7 separate regions of the Mus musculus genome follow, and all the other regions are linked to region 1. The links are chromatin loops, found by intact Hi-C in ENCODE. Cell type or tissue: left cerebral cortex. All regions are shown on one strand.

Region 1 (4,000 bases):
AAACTGGCCTGACAGCACTCCTCACTCTGGCCAACCATTCTGCAAATGTCACCTTTGTCCCCAGAGAGGCAGGAGTGACCGGAGAGTGGTTAGACTGAACAGAGAATTCTCTACAGATGAAAACACAAGTCAAAGACAAGTTCCCTGGGAAGGCTCCTGCAGGGACAACCCCATGGGAAGGCCCTGCTTTCTTTTTATTTAGACCAAAGGTGGCTTTGAGGCAGTAAATAAACAGGGCTCCCAGGAATCAGAGGGTGCCACAACCAAACCCCCGTCATTCTTTAAAGCATGGACTGGAAATAGTGCAGTTAGCTCAGAACTGTCACCTGTAAGAACAGAGGGACAGCTGAAACTCACAGAGCCCCCAGGAGGTTTTAAGTCCTGAGGGAAGAAATGCTTTCTGTGGAGAACTAGGGTAGACTGTGGTGACAGCAGTTAGATACCTAAATCCAGGGGGGCTGAGTTGACATCCTGTTCTCAAGTACACCAGACACTGTCCTCATTCTGTCCCTAGTCTCTTTTCTCTCCTTCTTGGGAATCACCTCAAGTCAAAGTCACCCTAGCCCAGGGTCTGTTTCTCAAGGAGCCACCAGCCCAAAACAGCCTTCAGCAGTTAGCACAATGCCTCCTCTGTGGTTTGCAGTAATTGTATTGTTGGGGAGGGGGAGGGCAGCAATTGGAATGTAAAAAAAAATATTAATTATTAATTAAAGAAAGAATTGACACATAATTAAGAATTGACGCATGTGAGGAATGGAGTTTTACATGATATCAATCTCTTCATCCAACATAAAGATGTTACGGGAAAGCAATGAGAGCGCAGTTGGTTTTTACCTTTTTTACGGATGCACCCACAAGCATCAAAATGGGGTGGGGGGTGTGTCTGTCACCGTTCGCTTTTAAAAAGCAAATCTCAATTATCTTATAAGGTATAATTTCATCAAGAAAATCAAGTGGCGGATTAAACCTCTGTCACTTGTTGATCCTTTTGAATTAAGTATGAGACTTCAAAAATTCCCTTCCAAGTTCAGGAGAAGCCCAGCAGGCTCGTTTTCAGATAAAGGCTAGTGGCGGCATAGGATAGTGGCAAGTGAATGGTTAACACTGAGATTTATGAATGGAAGGCCTCATGAGGACTCCTGCCTGAAAACAAGCTGGTCTTGTGTTTGGTCTGGAAGACATAAAAGTACTGGGTCACATATGTCCTGGGAGATGATCGCAAACGTCATCTTTGGCCGGTTCTGGGGCCACCAGAGAGCCTTAAACCAGAGGAGTGGGAGAGTCACTTATTTCTTTGGTCTTTAAAGCACCACTAAGCAGCCAAAGACAGTGTAAAGGTCCCCCAGGGAAAGCAATGTAAGAGCTCTTGTTGAGCACTAACCTACTTGCATGTATCACAACACAAATTGGGATCTTAGTTTAACCAGCATGGCCCGCAGTTAGCTTGGTAAATAACCTACAGGTGCCCTAATGGCTGTACTCTGAGCAAGATGAAGAACGGCTTTTAAAAATAAAATAAAATAAAATAAAATAAAATAAAATGAAATAAAATCTTGAATTTGAGTTTTAATTTAATCATTAATAGCGTTTGTGTTCACTTAATAAAATAGTCGTCTCAGACCCCAAACGGCAAATTAAAATGTTTCAAGACACTCTCCATTTGCACCAGCTGCAGAAATCCTCGGTTCTGCCCAATCCATGGTTCCATGCAACTGCTGTCTTCCTAGCTCCGGGCCGCACTGGCGGCGACACCACGCAGTGGAGCGGCAGAAGCGCATCCTGCTTCTCAGGCGCGGGGCTCGGGCACAGAGGCTTGTGTGTCCCTTGAAAGCAGCAGATCAAGCGGCCCTGGGCGCTGGCGGCTCTGGCTTCTTCCTGGTCGGCGCTCGCAAGCCAGCCGCCACCGCCACCGCCCGGGACACTACCGCCCCGTGCCTGGCGCGCTCCAACTACTCGCCGTCCGTGACCCGGGACAAACTTCTGGCTGGGGCGCGGTCCCTGTCCCCGAGGCCAGCGTGGGAAACCCGAGGCGCTGCGGAGGCGAGCTAGGGTCGAGGGTGGCGCCCCGGGAGGTTGCTCCTGCCCGCCGGGTCCCGCCCGCATCTTGCTGGTGGCCGCCCCACAGAGCCCGCAGGCGCCGCGCAGGCCGAGCTGGCCCGGGGCCGGGGACACGGGCGCTCGCGCCCTCTAGCGGGCCGCGGCGGCTCCGGCCCGGCCGTGACGTGGGCTCCTTCCAGCCGGCCTGCGGGGCATCGCCAGTCAGTCGCGGAGCAGGAGCCCCGCGCGCAGCCTGCGCGGGCTCGGCCATCGGCGCGCCACTGCCGGAGGTGGCTGGGGCTGTGGGAGAGGCGGCGGGCTACAAGCGCGCGATCACAGCCACGGCCACGGCCACGGCGCCGCGGGCGGCTCGGTCCCGATTAGGGGTAGCGCTTAGGCGGGCTCATCACCGGATCCCAGCGAGGATTTGGGCTCCGCGGGCGCGCCCTCCGCTCTCTCTCCCCGTGGCGCCAGACTCTAAGCGGGGGCCAGCGGGAGGGCAGGAGGATCCAGGACGCCGTCCCCACGCCCGGGAGCCGCGGGACTTCGGACTTGTGCAACTGTTGTCACTTTGGGGTCTGGTGTTTCGCTGCTGTCGCGTCTACCCTGGCAGCCTGCAGCTTAGGCTCGGGTCTCCCTTGGCTTCCCGAGGCTACCGGCCGCCGCCGCCCCGAGGCGGCCCGGCGCGTACTCAGCACCATGAGGACACTTGGGACTTGCCTGGTGACTTTAGCTGGACTTTTGCTAACTGCGGCCGGAGAAACATTTTCAGGTAAGCGAGACACCACTACCGTTCCCGGGGCGCCTGGGACGTAGGCGACACCCGGGTGGGAGAAGTCCGAGGCGAGCTTCAGGGCCGGGCAGGGGCAGGGAAGACCCGGCATCGCGTAGCGGGTGAGCCGGGCTGGCGGATGGCCGGAGGAAAACAGCTGTGGAGCCACGGAGCCCGTACAGTACACGCAGGAGCCCGCAGGACAAGCACGGGCGCAGAAACAGGGACCTCCATCTCGGCCCCTGTACCCTCAGGGCCTGGACTTGTGCATGGGGGCTCAGTGTTCTTGGGCGGCCTGGGCAGGAAGGGCAGAAAACTTTGCCTAAAGTTCCCAGCTGTAGCCGCCGGGAGTAGGCGCTGAGCGGGCCTCTCGACCCTGGAGGCAGCCGCGGTGGACTGCCAGTGCTCAGCTGAGCTTGCGGCGAGCGTCAAACCTAGAGGTGTAGCTGGCGACCACCCCAAACTTGACATCCCTGCCGCCCCCTGCCCGGCGCGGTGGGCGACCTCAGCGGGTCCCCTCTGTGGCGCGGCTTCGCTGTGCCAGCGTTCCCTTTCTGCACCGCGGGAGGTTTCTGAGATCCTAGAGGAATCTGCTGCTCCCCAAGCCCTCGCCACTGTGGCTGAGCGCCCAGATTCCATCCTCGGCCTCCCTAAAGGTGTGCAGCCCGGGTCCGGACAACTTGCTAACCCAGCTCAGCTGCGCGGGGGTCCTAGCTGAAAGGAGGGGGCACGTACTGGCTGTGTGCATCAAGCCAACCGGAGGCTGTGCTCACCCAGGCTTCGCGAGCCTTGAGGAGCTCTTGGTGTAGACAGAGGGATCTGGACCAGAGTCAGGGGTCAGGAGCAAAACCGAAGGTGGGTGGCACAGAGTAGCAGGGCTTCTGGTATCTTCTGTCCCAGGAGGACGCACGTGGATGCTTGGCAAACGCTGACAACACGCGCACACTGCCTCGTGTTTATTAGTTTCACGAATGTCCACACACAATGGTGGCAGTGGAGTGTTACCTTTCTCTTTTAATAAAAAGGGCCGCATTTAACCTTGAACAAGAATTGCAAAATGGGGTTTTATGTGTTTTCGGGAAGGCTGAATAAATTTGTTTTAAAAAAGAATATTGGTGAAAGGAACTTTCATGAAAGTAAGGAGTACCATTTACAGACATTAAAGCCACATAGACCTCTGGCCAGTGGAAG
Region 2 (4,000 bases), 120 kb before region 1:
GCTCCCTGGGGCTTGCTGGCTGCCAGCCCCACTAGAAAATGCAGGCTCTGGTTCAGTAAGAGACTCTGCCTCAAAAAAACAAGGCAGAGACTGATATAGGACACCCTTCTTCCTCTTCCAGCCTTGTGCATAAGCACTGGGCCACACACAGGCGCCTGATCCATACACACATATGCTTCCTACACATGCTCTCTCATGTGCAGGAGTCCGCCTTTAGTTTCATCCTATTTGTCGCTGGGTAGGTGGGGCAGGTAGGTGGGACTCTCCTCTACCCTGTGCCAATCACAAGCCTTGCTCTCCAAGACCCGCCTACTCAAGCAGCCTTTCACCACACACTAAGTGTATCCTCTCCTTAGGCTTAAACCACTGATGCTCCCCTAGGCCAGCGCCATCCCTACTCTTCTAGATTTCAGTGTCTGCTTCTAACTCTATTTCATTTTCAGCTGAGATTCCTCGAAGAGTAAGGAGTTGTCAGTTAATAGGCAATCCTTAGACCAAGCCACCTGATCGAAATTCTGGTTTGTTCCAGACGACAGGATAAAAACCACATCATTTTACTATCAAAAACATTAGTTGTTTGATGTTTTTATTCCTGACTTATTTCAAATTAAAGTGATTAATTAAAACTTATTAACCAACCATTAAATTATTTAAATTTAACAAATTAGATCACTTTAATTGACTTAATTAATTTAAACTTTCAGATACTTCTAGTTCCAGGTCAGGCTGCAAAGGTGGCTGTGATATTTTTGTTTGTTTGTTTGTTTGTTTGTTTGTTTCCACAACCATTTCTGACACCGCAAATCTGTGTTGCTCCCTCAGGCTCATGGCTTCTTCAGATGACACAGATTTCTTTTTGTGTTTATCCATGCTGCGATATGCAGATTCCTGTAATAAAATCATAAACCTTGCTTCTAGCTAGTAGAGTCACAAAATGGAAAATGTTCCCAGATGTTATGATGTAAGGGCTGAGAGTATACGTGGAGACTGCTTCCCTTAGCTACCCCAGGCCCTTGGGTGCTGCACCAGCGCCATAATATATAGAGAACAGAAAGCGGAAGCAACGTTCTGAAAATGCCAACCCAGCCGTTTTCCGGTTAGAGCTGCTCACACGTCATCATTGGTTTCTGATGCGCTTCCAGCCGCTGGGCAGTGTTTTAGCTGTGCACCATAGACATTGCACTGTCCTCCACAAGCAAAGCCTCGTCCAAGGCTGCCCCCAGGAAGTGGGGGGCATTGAATTAACACCCATGCAGTCTGCTTTCAGCAGCCACGTACCTGTCTCAGCAGCACCCTGTCCCTCTTAGCTTCCAGTAGAAAAAAAAAAAGGCATGTTGGGTTGTAAAGTGTGTCATGGTGCATTGATCCGGTCACCTGGTTGCCCTCTGGTCTCCAGTCCACCATCAAACAGGCTCCTGATGATTTTCCTTCATTGTACACATGGATGAAATACAGACTCATAGAGGGAAAAAAAAAGCATAAAACATATATTTATTTTATGAAATTACAACAGGTCGAAAGGGGGTGGGGGAGATAGGCCGTTTACACCAAGAATCAATGAAAACCCTGGGGGAAAAGACTTAAGAAAGGAACTCCAAAGTGTTTTCCTAATTTCTGGTCATTAAATTACTTGCATCCTTCATTCTCCCGGGGCCACACTTACAAACAAGAGAACTTCCAAGGGAGAGGAAGAGAAAAGAGTGAAGAGAAAAAGAAAAAAGATTGTGAAGCTGCACATCTCAAGAGGGAGGGGCTGAGGTCAGTAGGGCTTGTGAGATGACAGCTCTGTTTACTAGGTAGGAGTCAGGTCAGAGACCTTTCTAGGAGCTTCCAGCTGCTTCTTGTCACAATGGGGCTGCTCCTGCTATGCACAGTGCCTTCCCCAGAGGGCGCCGCACTCTGTTATTTCAAGACTCCACTGAGTTTGCAGAGGGAATAACAGGTCTTTCTGTTTGCTGTGTGAAATTCCATCCATTAATTGAATCTGTGGAGAATTAGTCTACAGGTTCTTCCACTTTGCAGTCTAGCAGCAGAGAAGTGCTATCCACACAGGCACAGCCCCCTCAGCTGTGCTTTCTACATCCAGCCTGACCTTTAGGCCAGCAGGCAGTGTCAGGCTCAAATGCTTTAGGCATCCGTGAAAACTGAAAACGGAGCCCTGGGGTGGGACACATCCCTGGAAACTCAGGGACACAGACTTAAAGACAGACATTAATTTGTGGGCTTATGATAGTTGGTCAATGCTACAGTTTGAAAAAGAGACCATTGCACACCTTAGATGTTTTTAGATATCAAGTTGATAGGAAATAAGTAGGTAAAAGAAAATAGTCAGCTTTTAAAGATGTAATTCTTTTTTTTTTCTGGAAGCTGGGATAGAGCCTCCAGTCAGCACACAGGTAAGAGACCCTCCACTTTTGTCTTACACGTAGAAGATGGGTTTCCAGTCCTTTCCTGAGAGAAGGGTAGACTCTTCACTTCCCTTACAGTCTTATAAAATGTGCTGTTACTCAAATCCTTTTTGCCTCTCATGTAGGTAGGTGGCTTTGTACTCTTAAAACTGCCTTATGAGGATTCTTTTAAAACTGCACAAAACACTATTAGGAGCTAACTATTCTACTGGCAAACAAGAGATCCACTCATTTAGAGGTGGTTATCATCTGATTCCCGTCATAGCCAGTTTCCCTGCACCGTTTTATTTTAAGAAGGGGATTTTCTGTTTGTGTGCGCCCTGCTCTGGAAGCCCAGGTTCTACCGCTGAGCTGTACCTCCCAGTCCCGCCCCCCAGCACTGATGGTTAAAAGCACGTCTTTATTAAGAATCATTCATAGCCAGGCCTGGATGCCAAGGTCTTTTAGAGGCTGAGGCAGGAGGACTGAGTTTGGTAAAGCCCTGCATGGGCTTGAGAGTGAGTTCAAGGTCAGCTTGGACAGCTCAGTGTGACCTTGAAATTGAAAGTAAAAGGAGCATGGGGGATGGTTTAGTGATGGAGAGCTTGTTTAGCGTGTACAAGGCCTTGGCTTCCACCCCCAGACTACAAGAGAAAAACAGACAAAACCACCACCACCCCACCCCCCTTGATGTATTTGAAGTGAGCAGCAGCATACATTCTGACACACACAGCACCCTGACCATCTCTGTCAGCTCTCTATCTACCTTGCAGATGCCATGCTATTTGCTCCCCCACAGGTTTCCTCATAAGTCCAAAGTGTTTTCTTCCTGTTCTCATGAGGAGTTGAGAGCTGTGTTGATGGACCCAGCCCTGTATCATTCACAGGTACTACCTTCCCCACACGAGGTTAGGGAGGAGCCTAGCATCTTCCCAGGAACGTCTTTTGCATATGCAGCACGCCAGTTAGGAACAGGCAGGGCCGAAGGCAAGTGGGGAGTCTGAGCATTTGAGGACAAAGATCTATGGGGAAGAGAGACCCACTTCTTAGACACACTGTACAAAAATGGCAGCCTGACAATGGATTGATGCAGAGGAGCCTGGCACCTGTGTGCACACACTGTGCTGAGGAGTTCAGGATGAGAGGACCCTGGACCATGACTGTGTTTCCAGATACACTGTCCCTTCTGTTCAAGGTCCACTCTTCTTCTCTTCCACTTCGTGGACAGTGAGGGGGTGGGCATGTACCCTGAAATTCTCTTCCATTCTCAGCCCCATGACCAGCAGTGAGGATCTTGAAAATACCAGTGAGCAGAGTTGTTACAAGCTGAGCTAAGCTCATAATGAAAAAAAAAAAAAAAAAAAAAAAACATGAGATTTATAAATGAGATGTTTCATGGCTTTCAACAGCGCGTACAGAGAAGAGATCCATTAACCTGGGTTGGGCTACTGAGAGCATTAGTTCAATTGTCGTTGCTGGCTCCTTTTAAACCTTTATTTTAATGACTCTGTCACTGTCTTACTTTGAGAATTAAGAGGCAAATGCATAAAAAGTAAACAACATTAATGCCTGCTTCTTGCTGGAAAACACTGTTTTTCAAAAGGAAGTGTTAG
Region 3 (4,000 bases), 670 kb after region 1:
CAGTCGGGGAAGGTGCTCAGACATCTGGGCCAGTTAAGGGTGTGAGCATACGCTGTGTTTCTGAGGAGAATCCTTAGACCCATATGAGAAGATCAGTCCCAGATTGAAGGGCAATGAGCTTTTCTGCAGACCAGACCACCCTAAGTTTATGTGGCAAGTGGGTAAGAGGCCGGGTTATCCCCTGCTCCCTGCCCTTACCTCAGGCAGTGGAAGCCCTGAATTCTCCTCAGTCCCTTGGAAAGAGTCTCCAGAACATCCCAGCTCCCACCTAAGTCTTCCCCGTCTGTCTTGTGAGGAGCACTATACCCCTCCCTCACCGCTGTCTCCTCTCCGTTCCTATCCATGGACTCGATGCTTCAGAAATCTATTCCATCCCCCTTCTTATTCGTCAGACTCAAAAGAAGCGTTCACCGTACTCAGTGGATCGAATTGCAGCAGCCTTTCTTCCCCGGCCTAGGCAGCCATCTTCCAGTAACTTGCCATGATGACACGTACTAACATCGAATAGGCACACACACTATGTTCTCCAGGCCTCTTAGGAAATACAGAGTTGGACTTGTAGGGGAAGGAAGCCAGGTACATGCAAATCTACAAGAAGGGTGATATTGTCACCATCCGAGGAATGGGCACTGCTCACACAGAAACACCCCGTAAGCGTTGCCCTGGACAAGAGTCTACTATATCACTCAGCACGTCGTAGGCGTCATTTTGTAAGCGAGTGAGTTAAGGCAAGAGCCCTGCCAATGGATGTGCAGGTTGAGCCTATCAAGCGCTCTGCGAGCCAAGATGGCTTCCTGAAATGACGGAAGGGAAACAACCGAAAGGAAACCAGAGAGAAAAACCCCTGTATCCAACTGCTGCTCCAGCCTGCCCCGCCCAGACAAGATCACTCAGTAAGGACGACGGGAAGGAGCCTGGGTCACTGGAGCCCAGTGCACATGAACTCCTAGCTAACATACAAAAAGAAATAAAGAACCTAAGCTATTTAAAAAAAAAAATCCCAGCAGGGAAATTAACATCCAGTTAGCTGACATTAGATCTGTAAGACTTTGGTTTGCATGGGGTTGTTTTTGTTTTGTTTCATGGTCCTGGAGATAGAATCCAGAGCTTTGGGCATGCTAGGCCAGTGCTCTACTGCCAGGCTGCAGTCCCCGAACAGTTGTTTATAATCTTACTATTAAAAGTGGTTTTCAAATAGCCCTTCCACATCATATCTGGAAGTGTAACTTATTGTGAGCCTGGACTAGCTTTCTAACAGAATTCAGTTCTGGAACCCTCAAGAATAGGTCACGAGTGGGGATAGATGAAAGAGGGAGGGGCATGAAGGAAATATGCAAAGGCCTGTTCCATCACTGCGCCTTGCAGGCAACGTTCTTCCAAAAGCCGGCTGTGACCCTCAAGCTAAGCAGACACAACCCGTTCTGTGTGGTGTCTCTAAGAGCGGGCAATTTGGCTTTCACAAAGAGTGGGGGGTGTCTGTTATTCCCCCCCTGCCTACCTGACTTCCCTTCTTATCTTCTGTTGGGGCACCACACCCTCAAGCTCCCATAATTCCCGGTGCAGCTGCTCCTTGCTTTCTGGGTATAATGTTGGGTGTGATACTCAGACCTGGAGAGAAACTGCTTTGCTTTGCTTTGCTTTGCTTCCTTCCTTCCTTCCCTTCTTCCTTTCCTCTCCCTTTCTTTTCTTTTCCTCGCTTACAAGAAGGTTTAAACTGGTATCTTCCAGTATTGGTCAGGAAGTTAAAATAATAATAATAACAATAATAATAATAAGCTTTGTAAGCTGTTTAGCAGTCCTCTGTGAGGTATTCTGCATGTTGCAGCGCCACCTATTGGTGAGGGCAGAGAACACCTGCATGAGAGCTTTGCAGGTGGAGTGGTTCCCTAGGCCAGATGATACTCAGGGGAGTGTATGCAGAGAATTCTCTTCCTTCTTATAAATGTCTTACTGTTTTTAAAATAAAACTATGTCCTCATTCTGAAACTGTGGAAAGAGTGGACGTGGTCGTGAGCAGCTGTTGAAACAGGAGGTAAAAAGCCAATGAGCAAGGACCATGGAAAAATCCGTACAAAGAGCAAACTCAGAAGCAGAAGCAGATGCGCTTGTGTCGCCTGACCAACAGCAAGTGACTGCAGGGCAGCGGGGACACTGGACACATCCACCTCACTCCTTTTGGATGTACCATCCCCAGCTGTTGAAAGCAGAGAGCAGAGCTTCCATGAGAACACGTGGGAGGAACTCCTCGAGAGCAGGAGGTTAGCGAGGGCTGAGTAAGAGTGAGAGAGGGCACAGAATACTGGCCACCGGGGAGATGTGGTGATGCACTGAATTTCACTGAAATGATGACCTCATTTACAAGGTGTGCATAGATAAGGAGAGAAAGCAGGAGGAGGGCGCTGCAAGCCACACATCTGCAAACCGTAAGAACAAGAACATCCAACCCCTTAGTGTTTAATGAGCAAAAGGGTTAACAAGGATCACACGTTGGAAGAGAAAGCGTGGCGTGTAGCTTCATGGTAGAACCCTTGTCTAGCATACGCAAAGTCCTGGGTTTGATTCCCAGCACTGGAGAGAGAGGGAAACAAAAACAAAAACATCTAAAGAGAGGTAACCAACACCATTTGGGGTTTAGTGGAAAAATCCTCATTAAAACCACTGCTTGCCCATCAGAACGGCTGAATATTTGACAACACAAAACAATGTTCCCAAGGGCTAGAGATGCTGTAGAACTGACCAGGGTACAGCAGTGTGAGGAAGGGAGGAACTCGGGGGCTGACGGAGACACTGTGTGTGGATCCGATAGAGCCAGCGAATGCACATTTGCAAAACGTAACTCCAATACCTACTGGAGAGTTATATACTCAGTGATATCCAACCAGCCATGTTAGGCCAATGAGATATCTCATCAGGTCAAGGCGTTTGCTGCACAAGCCTGCCTAGAACTCACATAAAAGCGAGAGGAAAGAGGATCTACTCCACAAAGCTGTCTTCCAGCCACCATGTCCATACTGTGTCTCGCCACTCCCTCAGAATGATAGCAGTGCCAGGCTTAAGAATGTGGGAAAGGCTAGTTACCTCTCACAAAAGAAGCCAGTGCATGGAGAGTACAAGAAGATCATTCTAGAAAATACAGATGTGATCCAAAAAAAAAAGAAGAAGGCGGTAAGAACATGGACTCCTCATGGCTAGAGCAGGATTGTTTGGGGGGCAATGAAAATAGTGACTGGTAGATCTTAGCACACATAATACAGTTCCCAGCTTTTATTCATCACTATACCAACCTGTCAAGGTCAGTATAAATAATAAAAACAAATACATTTTCAAATGGTAGGAGAGAGAGCTATTGCTTATGGTAGAATGCTGAACACAGGAAGAAAATATAAAGCCAACATTAGACAAATAAGACAGTCGTAATTAATGGCTGAAAACAAGACCTGCCCCTGTGTGTGAAAATCAAGGGTGATTGAGGAGAATCAGTATATTTACATAGTCCCAAGGTTTCTCACCCCAAAATGCGTATTAACTACTAAGAGAAGGATGATAACTTGATGGTGAAAATCCTTACCAACATCGTCCTATGGGTAAGATGAACATCCTGGGGCCAAGACACATCAATGCATGGATCCCCACAGAGGCTGTAAGACTCCTGCTCTGGCTCTCTTCATGAAGTCCAATCCCTCATCTCCAGTGACAAAAAAAAAAAAATATATATATATATATATATATATATATATATATATATATATATATATATATATATATGTATATATATATAATCAAATGAACCCAGAGGGAAGGACAAAGCACGGTGGGACTTGGCAGGGACCTTTTCAAACTGTGGCCAGGACACAGGACAGGTCTCTTCTAAGCCTTTCTACATTCCAAATTATGTATTCTACAAAGCAGCCAGCCAGATCGCCTCAGAAGTAGCCATATGAAGAAAGACAAGGGAAAGGTGATAGACAGGTGACCCCTTCAAAGACTGGAGAAGGTCAAG
Region 4 (4,000 bases), 210 kb after region 1:
CCCATCCTCCAAGTGGATGACACCATACTTCCTTCTTTCTAAATGTCCCTCACACCTGTCCTCATTTCTTCCAGCTACTGTGGCTGTCCCCATCCTTAACAAGATAGCCGGTAACTTGTGATTTTGTCTATGAACATAGGGAAATTGGTTGTGGTGTGGAATGATAGACATGCTTCAGAGTTATAAGGAGTAAGCTTTCTGCTGTGGGAGGTTGGGGCAGTCAGATCCAGAGGCCCCCTATCTAAGCAGCAGGTCAGAGTTTCTGGAAGTAGCATTGGAAGGCATTGCAGATGCTTGCTCCTGGTAAGTCCCGTTGAAGATACACTTGCTACATTCTTTGTGTGGCAGCCCAGCTTAGTAGCTCATGACACAGGAGTGTGGCCATTTCCTCTGTGTGCATGGGTCTGATGGGAGCTTCAGGGAGTTGCCTCTGTGCATTGTAAGATAAGATAGTACCAAACATCACTAGCCTGAGAAACACCCAAACTCCAAATTTGCTTTGGCACCATTGTAAAGTCCAAACATATTACACCATCACAGGCTGGGGACTGTTTAAATAAAAGTTCCAGAACGGATTTAACATTTCAGGGGAAATCAATAGTGAAGTCATGGTAAGAAACAGACACTCTGAGACACAGGGCTATGGCTGTCCTTGTGCCCTGAGCAGGGCTGTGGCGTGTGAAGGACACCGGTGTGCATCATGTCTACTCTGAAGAGATGCTAATTTAATGGGCAAGATCAGACATGTCTGAATGAAAAATTCAGTAACCCTGACTAATAGAGTGTCAAGCGCCAAGTGAGCGATAAATGCTTCTGGGTTTCGTGTTAGGCTCTGTGAGATTTATTAGCTTCCTCAGAGCCAAGGGCTCCGATGAAATAGGTCTGAGGGTCCCTGCATTCTGGGACTTAGAGCTGTAGTTCACGTATCTGCCTCTTTCTACCTAAGCTCGTGCTCTTGGTATCCCACAGTCCTTGCAGGCTTCAGCTGTTTAATTTCTTCTTCTTGGATCTCTGGGTCCCTTTGAAGTACTCTAGTTTCTGTTTTGTTTTGTTTTTTTAATTTTAATGAATGAATGAACTTTTATTTATTTTTGTCTTTTCGTCATCCCTGACTTCCTAACTTTTGAATCAAACCTCCACTGTGGTTGGAAGTCAGACCTTTCATTTGCCTGGAAATTTTAGAGCTAATTCAGATTTATTTTGGATCCTGAGTAAGTTCTAGTTTGACAGAGATCATAGCAGTCCCTGATGTGCTGTTAGTGGGTATAGAACACCGAGCTGGTTAATCATGCCTGTCCAGACAGCACTGCTTCTCTGTCTGTCTGTCTGTCTGTCTGTCTGTCTGTCTTGTCTGTCTGTCTGTCTGTCTATCCTGTCAGTCACTGATGAAGAAGTGTTGAAGTCCCTGTGATAATTGTGATTCTGCTTGTCTTTCCTCAAACTTGGTTTTAGCTTTGTTCACATTGACTGTCTATTGTCAGGTATGTTCCATTCAGGAACGTCCTACTCGTGCCGAGTGAGCCACTAAATGCGGTTAGTATCTCTTGACACTATTTCATACCCCCAAATCCACATCTTTGTTCCATCTTTCCACTGTGACCTTTTCCTTCTGTTCTTGGCTTTGTGCAGATTTTGTTTGGTTTTGGTTTTAGGAGAGAGCTTTTCCTGCAGCCCAAGCTGGTGTCTGACTTGCTAAGTAACCAAGGGTGACTTTGAACTCCTGGTCCTCCTGTCTCCCCCTCTCACGTGCTAGGAGACAGTTCTATTTCAGTTAGACTTATGATTCTATTTCATTTCTTCTCTTGACTTCGCCGATGAGGTGCTGCAGTACGCTTGTATCGGTTTAACTGTCAGACAAACCTTTAAGCTGTAAAACATGAAGTGAGATTTTACTGTACCACCCAGCTTTATATACCACCATTATACATTTTATTAATACATCTTTTATAACTTTTACGATATGTCAGTATTTTATTCTTAAAAGTTTCTCTCCAGATGATCTAGATAATAAAGGAAATCATAATTACTTTTGAGAAAAAAAGTGGCTGTATATAACATTCAATTTTAGCAGTTTTTCTTTAAATATCCTCAATCTGTTGCTTGCTTCTATCCTATGTTTGATGACAAATCATATTTGTTTTTAAAAATATTATTTTATGTGTATGTGCCTTCTTGTCTAATCACCACATATGTGCAGTGCCCATGGTGACCAGAAGAGGGCGACAGATCCCCTGGTGAGCTACTTAATATGGGTGTTTATCATTCATTTATTATCAATAACCTTTCCTAAGCTTCTCTCATGACATGTTATTTAGAGCAGTTGGATCTCCTTTTTGCTATCTTTAAGATTTATCAGGTAAAATCAACAGCAGAGTAGCTCATATCTCCCATGACTAAGTTTTGATTCCCCTGCAGTGCTTTGTGGATACAAAGGTCTTGCTTGCATCTGGCGCCTGGGTGTCATTGCTGGTTGCTGTAGTGTGGGGTAATTTCTCATCCTTTGGCATGAGTTTCTACATCTACACATAGTGGCCTGAGCGCCACTCTAAGGCTGTGCTTCTAAAAAGTTTTCTATCTGTAACCCCTTTGCAGCTGAAAAATTTTTGTGGGACACCAGCTATACATGTATGCAAAATAGGTACAGAAATCAAATAGTGATCATAATTTGTAAAGTTATTTGGAAACAATTTCTTATATGCAAATAGTTTTACTACTTATTTAATACCAAAGAAAATTAGTATACACATTTGATCAGTACGTTATTTGCTTTTACCTAACAATTAAATCTTGGCTAAAAATTTGAAGCTGTAAGATGTAGAGATGTCTTCACTGATTGTTTTCAGAGTTGATGAATATTTTAACTTTATAATCACTGGTGCCGAGAACGCTGTGTCACATAAATGCCTAGCACCAAATGACAGATATGTGTTTAAGGGCAATTTAGAAAATTGTTATAAATTCAAAATTCATTCGATAATGTTTTATGAAACTCAAATCATCAACAGAAACAGCCATTTTAAAAGGTCAACATTACAGTGCAATACAATTCCAAGATATACTAATTTTGGTATTTATATGATAAAGAATGATGGTAGGAAATTAAATTATTACAAGTTTTTTTTTTTTAATCTTTTTTGTTTTTCCCTGAAATTCAGCCATTGCATTCCTGTCAGAGTGATGGGACCTGTGAGACTACTCAGGGGTAAAAAGCATTGGTTGCTAGTCATGAGGACCAGAGTTCAATCCCTGTTACCCTCGAGAAGCTAGAAGAGAACCAACTTCTGTACTTGTCTCCTGACCTCCACATATGTTCAACACGCGCGCGCACACACACACACACACACACACACACACACACAGAGAGAGAGAGAGAGAGAGAGAGAGAGAGAGAGAGAGAGAGAGAAATAAAGCAAATAGTTTTGTCTGTGTAGCCAAAACACTACAATTAAAAACGTGGATAGCCCCGAATCTGTACCACTGTCCTCTTGGGCTCCTCACGGGGTGTGTGCAAGCCCTGCACAAAGCAGGCATCCTAACCAAGGTTGTAGTGAAGGATCGTGGTAAAATGCTCTCCGCAGTACCTCGGATTCGATGCTGTCTGATCTTCAACTCATCTCATTTGTGTGTTGAGAAACGTTTTGTTATTGTCAGGTTCTCAACGCCCCCACACTCAGAGGCACGCCCCACCTTTTAAAGAGCCAAGCTTTGGGAATGACTCGCAGGCCTCCGGGAAGTGCCTCTCTCTGTGTGTTTTGTCTGCGCATGTGCTGCCTCTTGCAAACTCGACCTCTCACATTCCATGTTGCTGCAGTGTACTGCATGTGCTGCAGCCAGGAGACACTCCCCCAAGGACAAAAATGAGAGTAATTGAAGGGGCCATCTTGTTCACTTCCCATTTGATTAGGATGAAGCCTGGTAGACTGAACTCTGAAGTCTGCGTGTGTTTTGCCTTGTACTTGTTAAGGGGATGGTGAATTATGCTGGGTTTGTCGTGCCATTT
Region 5 (4,000 bases), 100 kb before region 1:
AGGGCAAAGATGACTCTGGCATTGTTCCAGGTTCTCTGCATCAGATCAGAGCTGCCCCTGTGTGAGTTTCACACCCTCAAATGCAGAGCGTCCAGCAGGCACTCGGACCTTGGCCACTCCCTCCAATGCTATCCACATTGGGGTCCCTAGACCCCTCTTTCAAGAATGCCTACACTGTAGGTCTTGTCACTGCCAACCAACCCCCATGTCTACCTGGATCTCCACCAGGGTATCACTGACCCTTCTCTGGTTTCTTTCCCAGCTGTCCAGGTTCTGTTTAGCAGTGTTTCACCTACCAGTAGAAAAGGCAAGGGGGAATTCTTCCAGGAACTTCCTGCCTCCATTCTACATATATTAATTTTTAAGTTAAAAGCCAAGAATTAGATTTTGTTGTGGTGTGTGTGTGTTTGTGTGTGTGTGTGTGTGTGTGTGTGTGTGTGTGTGTGTGTAGTTCATTCCCCATCTGCCAACAAGGGCAATGGAGGCCTCCTGGCTCAAAGCCTGGGTAAGTGATATATCAGTTATGCTTTTTATGATGTCTGACCTAAAAAGGATCATCCATAGAAGTCAGTTGGGCTAGACATCTCCTGCATTCCCTATCCCTTGCAACCACATGTAGTGTCTAGAAACTCTTTCGCCAACTGGTATAGCCCCTTTATCTTGTACCAGAACTCAGAGCCCAAATCAACCTCTTTTCCTTATACCTTACCCAGTCTCTGGTATTGTGTTGGGACCCTGGCCAATCCTAGGTTTTCCCTCAGGCCCTGATGTATGGAGAAGGAGTGTAGTTTCTTGCCTACACCCAGGAATATGATTGGTAAGTCCAGCAATAGTCTGGGGTCACTTTGAGTTTAGATCCTTAGAACCCAACTCTTTCTTTTCTTCAAGCTCTGCAGTTTTCAGTTCCAGAGTTGCCCGCCGAGTGCTCCGTCCTCATCACTACCTGCTATCCTGTGTTTCTTTTACACAGCACTGTTTGATCAGCATCCTGCTGACTTCTGCCCACCCTGTGAAAGCTTCTGCTGACCCTGTCCCATTTACCCCTGAAAACTGAGCGTAAGGTGGCATAATGCTAATGAGCTGGCTTGGTATAAGACACGGCTTGCAGGAGATGTCCTGACCAAAGCTTTTCTCTCTTCCTTATTTCTCATCTCCTGGTTTCTTCCTGAGCAGCCTGCATAGCATATTCTGTCACCATGAACACTAGCCAACAAAGAGGGTTCCCAACTCACTTCCAGCCTGACTCCTTTATGGTCTATTTTAAAAGAAGTAGGTGTATGTGGCTCTCTCCTGCATTTTATTTTATTTTTTTGGTCAACTTTCCCCTGCTCATTTAAATGATTCAACCTAGTATCCCCCCACCCACACACACACCATCACCACTTTCAGATGCTCTGTGCTTTAATTATTACACCTTAGCCCCTCCCCCTAGCCTTTTTTTTTTCTTCCTGTCCTCTACAGATACTCCAATTTAAATGCAGCAATCTAAAAAATCCGAAGTTAGGATCCACATATGAGAGAGGACATATGGCATCTGTCTTTCCGAGTCTGGGTTGCCTCCTTCTATGTATTTTCTGCTCCTGTCTCTTTTACCACATATTTCACACTCTCCACTGTGACTTAGCCCTCATCACAATCCCCATTCTACCCAACACCAGAAAACAGTCGCCATTAGGCCCTTTCAGTCCTGCTGACTGATAGGCAGGAAGTTAGATGTCACCCTTCCCCATTCACCCAGCAGTTTCTTCAGCAGCAGGGAGCCTGGAGAGAGGTCCCTGGGGTGGCATTGCATTCCCTCAGCACAGCAAACCCTGAATGCCAATCTGTCCCTCTGACAAGGTCCATAGGCCCTAGAGCACCTTTCCCACCTGACCACAGTGGGGTCTCAGACACTCCCAAACATTTTAAACACCTTTCCCTGTTTCCAACAGAACCCTTATAATAAGTCCCCATAACCCATAATTTCTCAGCTGGGTGTGCCTGGTCCTTCTCTGGTGCCATCTTACACTAACTTCCTTTGGCTGCCATAGGAGAGTCTATGGGTTCCTGGTCCCTTCTGGGAGCAAGTCTGTGAGTCCTTTATCCTCGAATCTTTATGATGCTCAGACTTCTCTCAGAGCTGAGGGGAGAGCAGAGTCCCCCATGGTTGTGGTCACTCCTCCGTGTCTGTTTAGTCTTGGATTTCCTTAGAAACTCTTTTCACCATGGTCACATGAGCCCTGAAGAAGTGGCAGAATATAGGCCTGAGGTGTACCTCAGGCTAGATGTGGCTATCTCATGCTTGGTGCATGCAAGATACCAGCCAGTATCTATCTTTCTTGGTAGATACTGAAGCCAAGGCATGGAAATTGTTGGTAGCATCTTAGGAGAATGCCACAAACTCCCTTGCAATTGTAATGCCAAAACCAAGGTATTTATTTACCAGTGGCAGTGACATCCTGACCAGGTGATGAGAACTGGTCTGGAGTTCTTCCTACCCAGTATCTTTGGACTTCTCAATACTTTAAATACCCATGGTCTCTGAAATTCTTACGACACATCCATCTACTCTGTAGGGTGAGCATCACTGGTGTTTGCATTTGCAGTCAGGGAAGTTAAGGTTGTGAGTACTGGTGACACACTGTCCTCCAGAAAGCCCCCATCTGCCACTCCATCTAACTTCTCTGGACTCATACTATATGGACTCCTCATCCCTGCCCTGGCCAGGGCAATCTCCAGACAGTCTGGAAGGGCAATGGGATCCCAGTGTGGTTCTCTGAGAACCTGAGAAGCCTCCCTTCTCAAGTATCCCTGGGAAAGAAACCTTTCCCTGTTGCTCCTTCAATAAGGATTTGTCTGGTTCTGGAACACACAAATGGATGCTTTCTCAAAAATACCTCACCTTATCCTGGTTAATCCTCATACAATCTCATTAGGAAACTAATTCTACCCACTAAGGATGGCCTACTTAGAGACCGCTTAGAGAAGGTGAAACATGGCAAGTGTCATCAAAGAGGGAGACAGCCTATCACTGCCGATGTGTCTAATTTTAGTCTGCTGGATTCTAGAGCCCATGAATGACCCATCTCAGCTCATTCTAGAGAGTCCCCTGAATGGAGTCCTCTCCCCACAGAATTAAGGAGGAGGAAGCATGCTGATACATTCTCTCTCTCCTTCTTTTGTCAACTCAAGTCACGAGATTGTGGTTCACACACCGGTGGACCCACTCATCCCTCAGAAAGAAGCCTTGTTTACCCCACGTGGAGAGGCAAGGACCAGTTCTTCCGGCACGCAGTGGTATTATAGGCTTGGGGCCTCAAGACATTCCTAGAGGTGAATCTTCTTAGGCCAACATGATATTGAGAAAAACTATGAAAAGGCCAGTGATCAGGACCATTCTGGAGGATGTAAGACATTCTGGCTTCTCCATCAGTAACTGGTGGTGAACTTAGAGCAGCCGTGTGCTCTTTAATCTCCTCACCTGGCAACATTTCCTTTTGCGAAATCGAAAAGACCATCTCAGGTGTGCATTCAAGTCACTGACACTGAGAGAAACTGTCCTTGGGAAAGCTCTGGGGTACCCTGAGGTTACACCCATCTGGAACAAAAACACCAGATTCGCGGACGCCCGTGGTTTGCCTAATTACATTCTCACAAGCCCTAGGAAGCCCTTCGGAGCTTCAGTGGCACCACGCGTGCAGCCTAATGAGCTTTCTGAGGTATGTTATGAAATTGTCACACATTATCTGTCAGGAAGCAGCTGCCTCATGACGACCGCTGACTTAAAATTTGGGGTACCTGCATTTTAATAATGATTCTCGGTAATGACAAAATAAATCTATGCAACTTTAATTGTATGCAACAAATGACTTTGGAGCATTCATTCTGCATGCATCTGGCTTTCCTAGGTCTAGGGTGTTGCTCTTCAGCCTTAGTGTATCCTTGAAGAATTGGCAAGGGCCAGGCCTAGGTTCCTCATCCTGAGATGTGAGCACAGAATGCTTTCCTAATGAAAGGAGAA
Region 6 (4,000 bases), 780 kb after region 1:
GTTTCCTTTACCTTCCGTCTGGGACTCCAGCCCACATTTAGGGTTGGGCTCCCCACCTCAGTTAACCCAGCCGAGAATCTCCATCATAGACATGCCCAGAGGCTTGTCTCTTCCGTGATTCTAGATCCTGCAAATCTGGTAGTCACTCTTAACTCTCACAACTGGTACCCAGCAGGTAGAGTGAGTTGTGGAGGAAACGGGCGAAGCCCTGAGTGTGCCGCAGACAGAAGGTTCCAGAAAGAAGCAAGGGCCACAGAGAGAGGGGCGCACAGAGCAGAGGGTGGCCTACAGCCTAATGAGGGAGCCACACCCCAGCTCCTCGGCAGCAAAGCCCTTGGAGTTAACATCTGTGAGTCCCAGTTACCCCACCAAGACCTTGCTGTGGGTCTGAGGCACAATGGAGGTCACGGGGCTCAATGGGCAGGCTGCTCAGGTGCAGCATAACGTCAAGTTTGCTGGAACCTGGAGCTCTGTCCTCCGTTTCCGGCTGTTGCTAGTCTCCCCAGGCCTTCCTCCTTTTCCAACCTTTTAACTTCCTGTCCTGTGTGATGCTGGACAAAAGCAGACAATCACTACGAACCTCGGCATCTTTCATCAGTAACAAACAGGATGTTGTCTGCAGAGCAGTTAGGTAAGGTTGAACACTGTAGAGCCCAGCTTCTGCCTCCGCCTGTGCACCACAGAGCTGGTTGTGTTTTGGTCACGGTGTTTACCACAGCAATAGAAACACTAACCAAGGCACAAAGTCAGAGGGAGAGGGGAGAGAGGGGTGCTTTTCTAGACAACTTGATACAACACAACAGTCACATAAGGAGCCATGCCTGGGAGTCCGTTTGTGCCCTTGTCCATCTCTATACCTTCACACGAGCCTTTCCACCAGTCTCTGCTGCTATAGGACAGGTTGTCATGTGATCCCTCAGGACCTCGCTGGAGACTGGTGACAGTGTGACTCTTACCACCACATCTTGTCCTGTTCACTCACTTTGGTACACTCTACTCCCCTGTGAGAGGTTCTCAGCCATGTCACTGTCCTCCAGCTGGAATCTGTGAAGTATAGTCCCTTCGAGGGACAGCAAGGGGCTCCCAGAACAGGTGCTGGGCAGATGGGGATGAAGGTGGGTGTGGGCCTTGCACCTGGAGTCGTGGGTTGAGCACCTGCTGCGCTTCCCAGCTGGAAGCTCCTGGGAGCCTCCCCGCCCCTGTCTGCCAGGTACCTTAGACAAAATCGGAACAAAAAGCTTTTATTGATACACTTAAAAAGGAGTGGCACAGTAACTTGCCTACTAGGGTTCTCCTGCTCCAGGACTTAGTGAATGTGTGCCAGACCTCTTTGTCTGAGGGGGGTGAAAGGTACCTTTGGGGGTAACAGCCCAGCAAATAATCTGTCTTACGTGACTACTGTGCTGTTATGAGCTGTCAGGAAACTCACCACTCGCCCTGCTTGAGCTCTGTCCTTGTGCCTTGGTTAGGGTTCCTATTGCTGTGATGAACACCATTACCAAAAGCAGCTTGGGAAAGAAATGATTTATGTCAGCTTACAATTGGAGTTTGTCACTGAGGGGAATTGGAGCTGAAGCAGAGGCCATGCAGGAGTCCTACTTAGTGGCTTGCTCCCTTCTTATAGCACCAGGACCACCAGCCCAGGGATGGTCCCGCCCACCAGGAGCTGGGCCCTCCCATATCAGTCATCAGTGAAGAATATACCCCACAAACTTGCCCACAGGCCAAGCTGATGGAGGTATCCCTTCAATTGAGGTCTCTTCTTCCTGATGAAGCTAGCTTGTATCAAGTTGACCAAAGAAAACCGAGCAGCCCAACTGAGGTGGTGAATAAGGACCTTGCAGGTGAATTGGATGGAAGGAACTGTGAGTAGTAAAAATAAAAATACTACTTTGAAAATTATGATTAGGATATGATTAGAATTTATGGAACAAAAAAATGCTCCAAAGTTTTAAGTACAGTTTATTTTCCCCATTTATGTATTCTTTACGGAGGAAAGAATTTTATGCCGCCCAGAGCGACGGTATGAAAACTATGTTGACAGGTGGGCTTTCCTGTGGTGTGGGCGTACTGTTTGTTAACACTTTAGAGTGGCCGAGTCACAAACTGAAAGCACACACTTTAATTATACAAACATCCCCAAACATGGAACCAGGACAGGGCATCATTCCTACCTGGGCCTAGGTGAGTCTCCCGCCAGGAATTCCGCAGCAGGGAAATGGATCTAAGCATCTTTGCTGTGGTGACAGCGCCATCTTGTGATCCTGTGCAGTATTAGGGAAGCGACTGCCCTGGGCATTTCTCAGTCTGTGTGCCTTCGGAATCCTCCTATGTGAGTCTTTGAAAGCCATGTCTCCTCCTGGTGCTGTATAAGTGTGTCTAGGGCTCTTGTGCAGCTGGAGAGGAGAGGGTGGGTTTAAGAAGTAACAAGAATCTTCAACTCTGGGAAATCTCTCTGACTTAAGGAAAGCCACGTTCATCTGTGTGGGTTCTACAGAACCAATTTATCAACTAGGCTAGGGGAAAAAGCGTTCTAGCCTTTTCTGTGTGGTAAGAGAAGATTCGTGATAGGTATAAGGCCTTTCAGGGCCTGATGCTGCTACCTTTGGGAATAGAAATCGCAGAAGAGTGTGTCAGTGCCATCCATTCTTTATGTTTCTGTCAGACACTGTAGGTCAATGTCGGTGCTCTTGAATGCAATATTTATAGGCCTCCCGCTGGCCTGGCATTATCTTGTTTTCAGGAAGACATACACGGCGCTGTCAGAGGACACACTCTGTGGTCTTTAGATTTGATGAGCTCCAGCTTGAATGACAGCTGAGGTTGTTAATTATGACTGCTGTGTACCTGGGAGAAAAATCTAATAGAAAGCTTTATTGATCCACTTTCAAAGGAGTGGCATGGTAACTTCTAGAAACGCTGAATGAGCTTGCAGCTTCCTATTCTCTGGAAGAGACAACAGATAACAATTTGAGATGCACAATGACTCCGCGGGTAGACTTGGGACTTCTGTTTAACTTGATAAAAATTCTGCATTTGATATAAGTGCCTGGAAAGAAAATCAGCCACCCTTGTTAGAGATGGGTTAGGGAGCCGGGCTGTCCCTGAAGAGGTCTATGTCAGTGACTTTACTTCAGCGGCATAAACCTATGCCACTCTCATTTCCCTTGTAAGTGCTAATTGTACTTTCTATTCACAAGCAACATGCTTTCATTGCATAAAGTTGGAATGGAACAGGTGCCAAAAAAGGATGAATCACTCCTATCCCTGGTGGGAGTTTGCAGGCTGGTTCCAGGTGTTTGTTCATTTGCTTGGCTTTGTTTTTAGTGGGGTGTTTTGGTTTGGTTTGTTTCTTCTGTAGATTAGTTCTCCCTACCACCACCACCACCTCCCTCCTAGATTTTGTTTCTTCAGTTACATGGAAACCACTTTGAGCCAATTAATTTATTCCATCATATGCATATATATGTATATATCTAAATAATGGAATATATACATATATCACGGAATAAATTAATCATAAATAAATAATAAATTATAAATATATAAAATTAGTAAATAAAATTTAAAATAAATAATAAATTAATTATATATAATTTATGATGATAAATATTATATATCATATATGTCATATATAATTAATTTAAATTTTTATATGCATGATTTTATAATTTTTAAATCTGAGTTATCAGATAAAATGTCATAATCTCACGGTGCTGAGTTTTAGCTGGCCTTATTTCCCGAATGGTCTCAAAGCACAAGAGTAGCTTTAATGAGCCAATGGAAAGCTACAAAGTCTTTCTTTTAAATGAAAAGTAACATTGAGAGAGACACAGTATCCATGTAACTTTTCTTGTGGTAAACTGTCATAATTGTTTGTTGTTGTTATTAATCATTTCTGTCATTTGGATCTAGACTGTTCCATAAAGGCTTCCTAAAGGTTTGGGCCACAGCCCTTAGCACTCCTGGGCAGTGGAGCTTAGTGGAACGTTACTGAGGG
Region 7 (4,000 bases), 600 kb after region 1:
ATTGTGGGAGTCTGTGTACACACCACAGAGATTCTCAGCAGTGCTTTCCAAAGAGCATAAAAAAGAGCCGGTAATGATCCCGCTCATTGTTTCGCAACAGTGTTTGCATATAAAATGGTGTTAACGGCGCTTCAAAACTGTTTATGGGCTTTGCTCTTAAGTAAGTTAAACTTTTCCTTTATTTACACTATAAATTTGCTGAGCCAGCCCTTTCCAAATCGAAGCTAGCATTCTGTCCGCCATTACCACCACCGCCACACACAGACTCAGCCCCTCTAATCCTCTCAGCGATTCCCAGTTATAATTAACTCCAAGCAAAGATAAACACCAAATCTCCCAGCTAACGAGGCAGCCCCTCTGCAGCTGCTCCCCATTATGGGACACTGACAGTGGAGAGAACAAGCCAGACTACATAGGCACTTCCCAGGCAAACTAACTCACTGTCTCTCTCTCTGTCTCTCTCTCTCTCTGTGTGTGTCTCTCTCTGTCTCTCTGTCTCTGTCTCTGTCTCTCTCTCTCTCTCTCTCTCTCTCTCTCTGTTTTTGCCATTTATTCAAGAAATACATATTTAACCACCACATGCCTGGTCCTGAGCCAGGCTGGAATCCCTCCTTCCACATACGTTTACCAAATGCTTCCTAGAAAGGCGATGCTGTCGTAAATGTCACAGAGCAAACAGGGAAGCAGAGAGGTTGGTGCTAGAGCTGCGGAGCAGACTGAGCAGCCACTGAGAGCATGGTGTAGCACGCTCTCTGCAGAGAGATATCATGGTGTAGAGTGCTCACTACAGAGAGATGCTAGAGCCAGAAAACAGCAAAGAGGACGATAGCGCCGGCCAAGAGCTTCAGGTTTCAGAATGTGATCCAGGAGGTCCTTCTGGGAGGGCACGATGCAGGCCAGAACCTGAAGCAAAGGATGAAGTATCCACTGTGGGCAGTGAATGCCAGGTGAGAGCAGGAGGCCAGTGTGGCCAGAGCAGAGAGGTGGGAGGGAAATTTCAGGCATGAGACACTGGGCTGGCTACAGCGACAAACCTGACAGGCTCTCTACTCTTTCGAACCCAACAGTCGCAGGGCAGGAGTTGGGGGAGCCGTGGAAGAAATTAAATGATTTTATCTGATTACCCAGGGGAGCGGGATATACTTTAAGGGCATATCCAATGGTACATGATTCAGTTGAAACTTGAACTGTGGAGACCGACTTATTTGGAGATGTGGGGGAAGGCCTCTCTGAAGATGTAGCACAGAACATTACAGGATAGATCGGTAACAACCCTATTATACTGCCACAATGAGTATGAGGAACTGAGGAAAAGTTGGTGGTTGGAATGGGAAAGTGAGGGTTAAACGATATGGGTGAGTGGGGGGTCCAAACCCTGTTCTAGAGCACATAAAGGCATTTACTCTTTATCGTGCAAGCAAGGGAATTTTACTAAATGAGAATTTGTTCTTAATCAAACAGGCATTGGAAATTTTTCTAATCAAGCTGTGAAACAGAAAATCTATCAAAAAAAAAAAAAATCACCCAGTTAACAGATCTTAAGTAGCCCTCATGAGAAAATGTATGTTGTAGATTGAAGGAAAGTAACTTAACAACTAAACCTCTAGATAGAATGTGGAGGCCCTCCCATACCTCCAAATAAGCCGGTCCCCACAGGTCAAGCTTCAGCTGAATCATGTGCAGTTAGATGGTCCCTTAATGTCCCTTAATGGACAGGTGGACTATGTAGTCAAATGAGAACACGTCTGAAGAAGAGATCAGATGTGTCCTGAGGTTGGCAGTGACATGGGAAGCTAGTGAGTGCAGCTTGGGGACATTTCAGAGCATTCAATTGAGCTGTGAGTGGACGGTTAAAAGAACTGCTCTGAGAATGGCCACAAGGGGGCCTAAGTACCAGAAATGAATTAGTGGGTCATTTGGCAGATACACAGGTCAGATGGGAAGGCTGGAAGCAAAGCGAGAGTCTGGAGGGGCACATGGAGACCCTGGGACCCACACAGGGGAGGGGGAGGCTGTAAGAGTGGGCCATGCACACAGAAGCTGGGTGATGCTGGAGTCCTGATGGGAAACCTAGTTCCATAAAAACTGACTTGATGCAGATTGATGCTGGCAGCACGCACATCCTTGCTAAGAAGGGGAAAAAAGTCCTTTCTGAGTCTGCCCTCTGCTGGAGCAAGCCTGCTTCCCCAATGCATCAGTATCTGGGCTTGGGCTGCTTGGCTTCATCTCCCCTCCCCTCCATCCCCATTACTTTAACCAGAAACCCAGTTTTGATGGCCCAGGTCAAAGGTCATTTTCCCAGGATTTTTATAGTGGAGCAAAATTCTTCTCTCTCTGCTAATTGAGCACCAACAGGTCTATAAAGCCTATTTGCAGCTGGCATCCTCTCGGAGGCAGTGGGAGAGAAGAGATAGGGAGGAGCTGAAGTGCAGGGCCCTTTAGCATTACATTCAAGTGGACGGACAGCTGATGTGGATCAGAACAGCACATCCAGGAAACTGTGGGATAAAACCAGAAAGTCGAGAAGACCTAGAGTCAGGGGTCCCTGCTGGTTCTGAGCAGTACCGAGTAAGACTGGCTGAGGAGGTAAATGGAGAAGCCACAAACAAGGCAAGGCAGCAATCTACTGACAGCAGGATGGGGTCTTCATGCAAAGCTCCCTGAGGTCAGACCGGGGTCCTCCTCAGAGCCCGTGTGTCTGGGGGAAGCAAGTGGAGGCAGACAGCAGGGGGAGTATGCGAAGCACCCCTCCTGGTAGTGCTCACTGGGACCCTTTCCCAGTCTGTACCTTGCTACAGGTGCAGCAGAGTCCTTGGCCAAAGGTAACTACAGAAGGAGCGACACCTTTCTTTGCAGAAAACAGCTAGGGCATTAAATTAATGTTGCGTCACCTCTCAGAGGCCAGATGTCGCTTCTGGTCGCTGTGATTCCAATTCAATACCTAACTGTGTCATCAATAATTAACTGAGAGAGAGAATTGGTTAGAGATGAAAGCTTGTCAATTGCAGGCTCCTGTTCTGCCGCCATGGGAATACTTGACCATGCGTGAATTAAAGCTGTAAAGCCATTCCCAGTGTCACTCCTTGTAACAGGAAGTGGGAGAGCCTATGTAGCTACTTAGCAGTATTTTTAAATAATGTCATTTGACAAAAAGGTTTAAATACCATGTTTAGAGGACTTAGGGCATAAAGACCTGATTTGATCCTTTTGTATTTTTTTCTTAATTCCTCAATGGCTTTCTGAGGACTTTTTTCTTTCCATTGATACATAATAATTCTATGTATTGATGACAGTACAGTATGGCTATCCAGTTCATATGCACATTATATAAGTGATTAGCCTTTTTCCATCCTTATATGTTTATCAAGGAACTCTGAATCCATCTCTTCAAGTTCCTGACAAGTATATAATAATTGTTGTGAATAATAATCGTCACCATCATGCTATAGAACATGAATATGGACTCCCCCTGTCAACTATAACTTGGCACCTTGTTCAGCATCTTTTCTTCCCCTCCCCCCTTCCTGGATCCACCCATAGACCTGCTTCACCTCCACCCTACTCACTTCAGTGCATGTATACATACATGTGGAAAGCACAGGCCGATGGTAACTATTCCACAGTGAATGGTAGTTGTTATAACCAGGTCTCCGTGTGCCAGTTTCTTATCCCAAAACACCAATTGAGAGAAGGTGAATCCAAGGAAAGAAGCTGAGCAGCCCAAAGTCTGGGTAGGATGTGGGACGGGCAGATAAAGGATGGATCAGACATACAGATGGACAGGGAGCTGGTGGGTGGAAAGGCTGTTTGTTCGTATGGGAGCTATTTGAAGAAGAGATCAGGAATGGCCTTGAGGTTGACAGTTCTATGAGAAGCTAGTGAGTGCAGTTTGGGGACATTTTGAAGCATTTGTCACATCTCCTCTAGTTAAAGTTTTAGGGGAATAATAAGTCTTCATGCAGATTGAATTTGGCAAAGTAGTTGAGTGTGTTAATTTTGT

Evidence for each region. A loop is a pair of places that touch in the nucleus more often than their neighbours do. Peaks named below come from ENCODE experiments on the same cell type or tissue, not always from the same donor. Only the 100,000 strongest peaks of a DNase experiment are listed, where the experiment ranks them.
Region 2: it touches region 1 in a loop (6-fold over the local background); 17 of 42 quality-filtered maps call a loop at or near these places.
Region 3: it touches region 1 in a loop (3-fold over the local background); 8 of 42 quality-filtered maps call a loop at or near these places.
Region 4: a loop joins it to region 1, with 2.4 times the contacts of the local background. A loop is called at or near these places in 6 of 42 quality-filtered maps.
Region 5: it touches region 1 in a loop (2.1-fold over the local background); 4 of 42 quality-filtered maps call a loop at or near these places.
Region 6: it touches region 1 in a loop (3-fold over the local background); 3 of 42 quality-filtered maps call a loop at or near these places.
Region 7: a loop joins it to region 1, with 1.9 times the contacts of the local background. A loop is called at or near these places in 3 of 42 quality-filtered maps.

What each region holds. Positions count from the first base shown.
Region 1 is chr17:67,352,766-67,356,765 of GRCm38, reverse strand. Ptprm (protein tyrosine phosphatase, receptor type, M) reads left to right here and starts at 2,307. Exons shown (of 31, transcript NM_008984.2): 1 at 2,307-2,809. The coding sequence starts at 2,737. In left cerebral cortex, CTCF peaks have their summits at 2,194 (motif pointing left) and 3,153; DNase peaks (open chromatin) are centred at 2,466, 2,628, 2,913, 3,153 and 2 more places; H3K4me3 peaks cover 2,556 bases; H3K27ac peaks cover 1,919 bases.
Region 2 is chr17:67,471,234-67,475,233 of GRCm38, reverse strand. No RefSeq gene overlaps it. Among named protein-coding and RNA genes, the nearest start is that of Gm36152, 110 kb to the right of the region's middle. In left cerebral cortex, a CTCF peak has its summit at 1,878; a DNase peak (open chromatin) is centred at 1,884.
Region 3 is chr17:66,678,690-66,682,689 of GRCm38, reverse strand. All of the region lies in intron 29 of Ptprm (protein tyrosine phosphatase, receptor type, M), which reads left to right. Among named protein-coding and RNA genes, the nearest start is that of 1700016K05Rik, 34 kb to the left of the region's middle. In left cerebral cortex, a CTCF peak has its summit at 1,833 (motif pointing left); a DNase peak (open chromatin) is centred at 1,844.
Region 4 is chr17:67,138,929-67,142,928 of GRCm38, reverse strand. All of the region lies in intron 2 of Ptprm (protein tyrosine phosphatase, receptor type, M), which reads left to right. Among named protein-coding and RNA genes, the nearest start is that of Mir5709, 110 kb to the right of the region's middle. In left cerebral cortex, a CTCF peak has its summit at 2,204 (motif pointing right); a DNase peak (open chromatin) is centred at 2,212.
Region 5 is chr17:67,456,433-67,460,432 of GRCm38, reverse strand. No RefSeq gene overlaps it. Among named protein-coding and RNA genes, the nearest start is that of Gm36152, 100 kb to the right of the region's middle. In left cerebral cortex, no CTCF peak of the experiment used is centred here; DNase peaks (open chromatin) are centred at 1,294 and 1,503; H3K27ac peaks cover 469 bases.
Region 6 is chr17:66,576,475-66,580,474 of GRCm38, reverse strand. All of the region lies in intron 2 of Themis3 (thymocyte selection associated family member 3), which reads left to right. Among named protein-coding and RNA genes, the nearest start is that of Themis3, 16 kb to the left of the region's middle. In left cerebral cortex, a CTCF peak has its summit at 2,265 (motif pointing left); DNase peaks (open chromatin) are centred at 2,273 and 3,253.
Region 7 is chr17:66,753,442-66,757,441 of GRCm38, reverse strand. The region is part of intron 18 of Ptprm (protein tyrosine phosphatase, receptor type, M); the gene reads left to right. Among named protein-coding and RNA genes, the nearest start is that of 1700016K05Rik, 41 kb to the right of the region's middle. In left cerebral cortex, a CTCF peak has its summit at 1,903 (motif pointing right); DNase peaks (open chromatin) are centred at 71, 670, 1,891 and 2,129.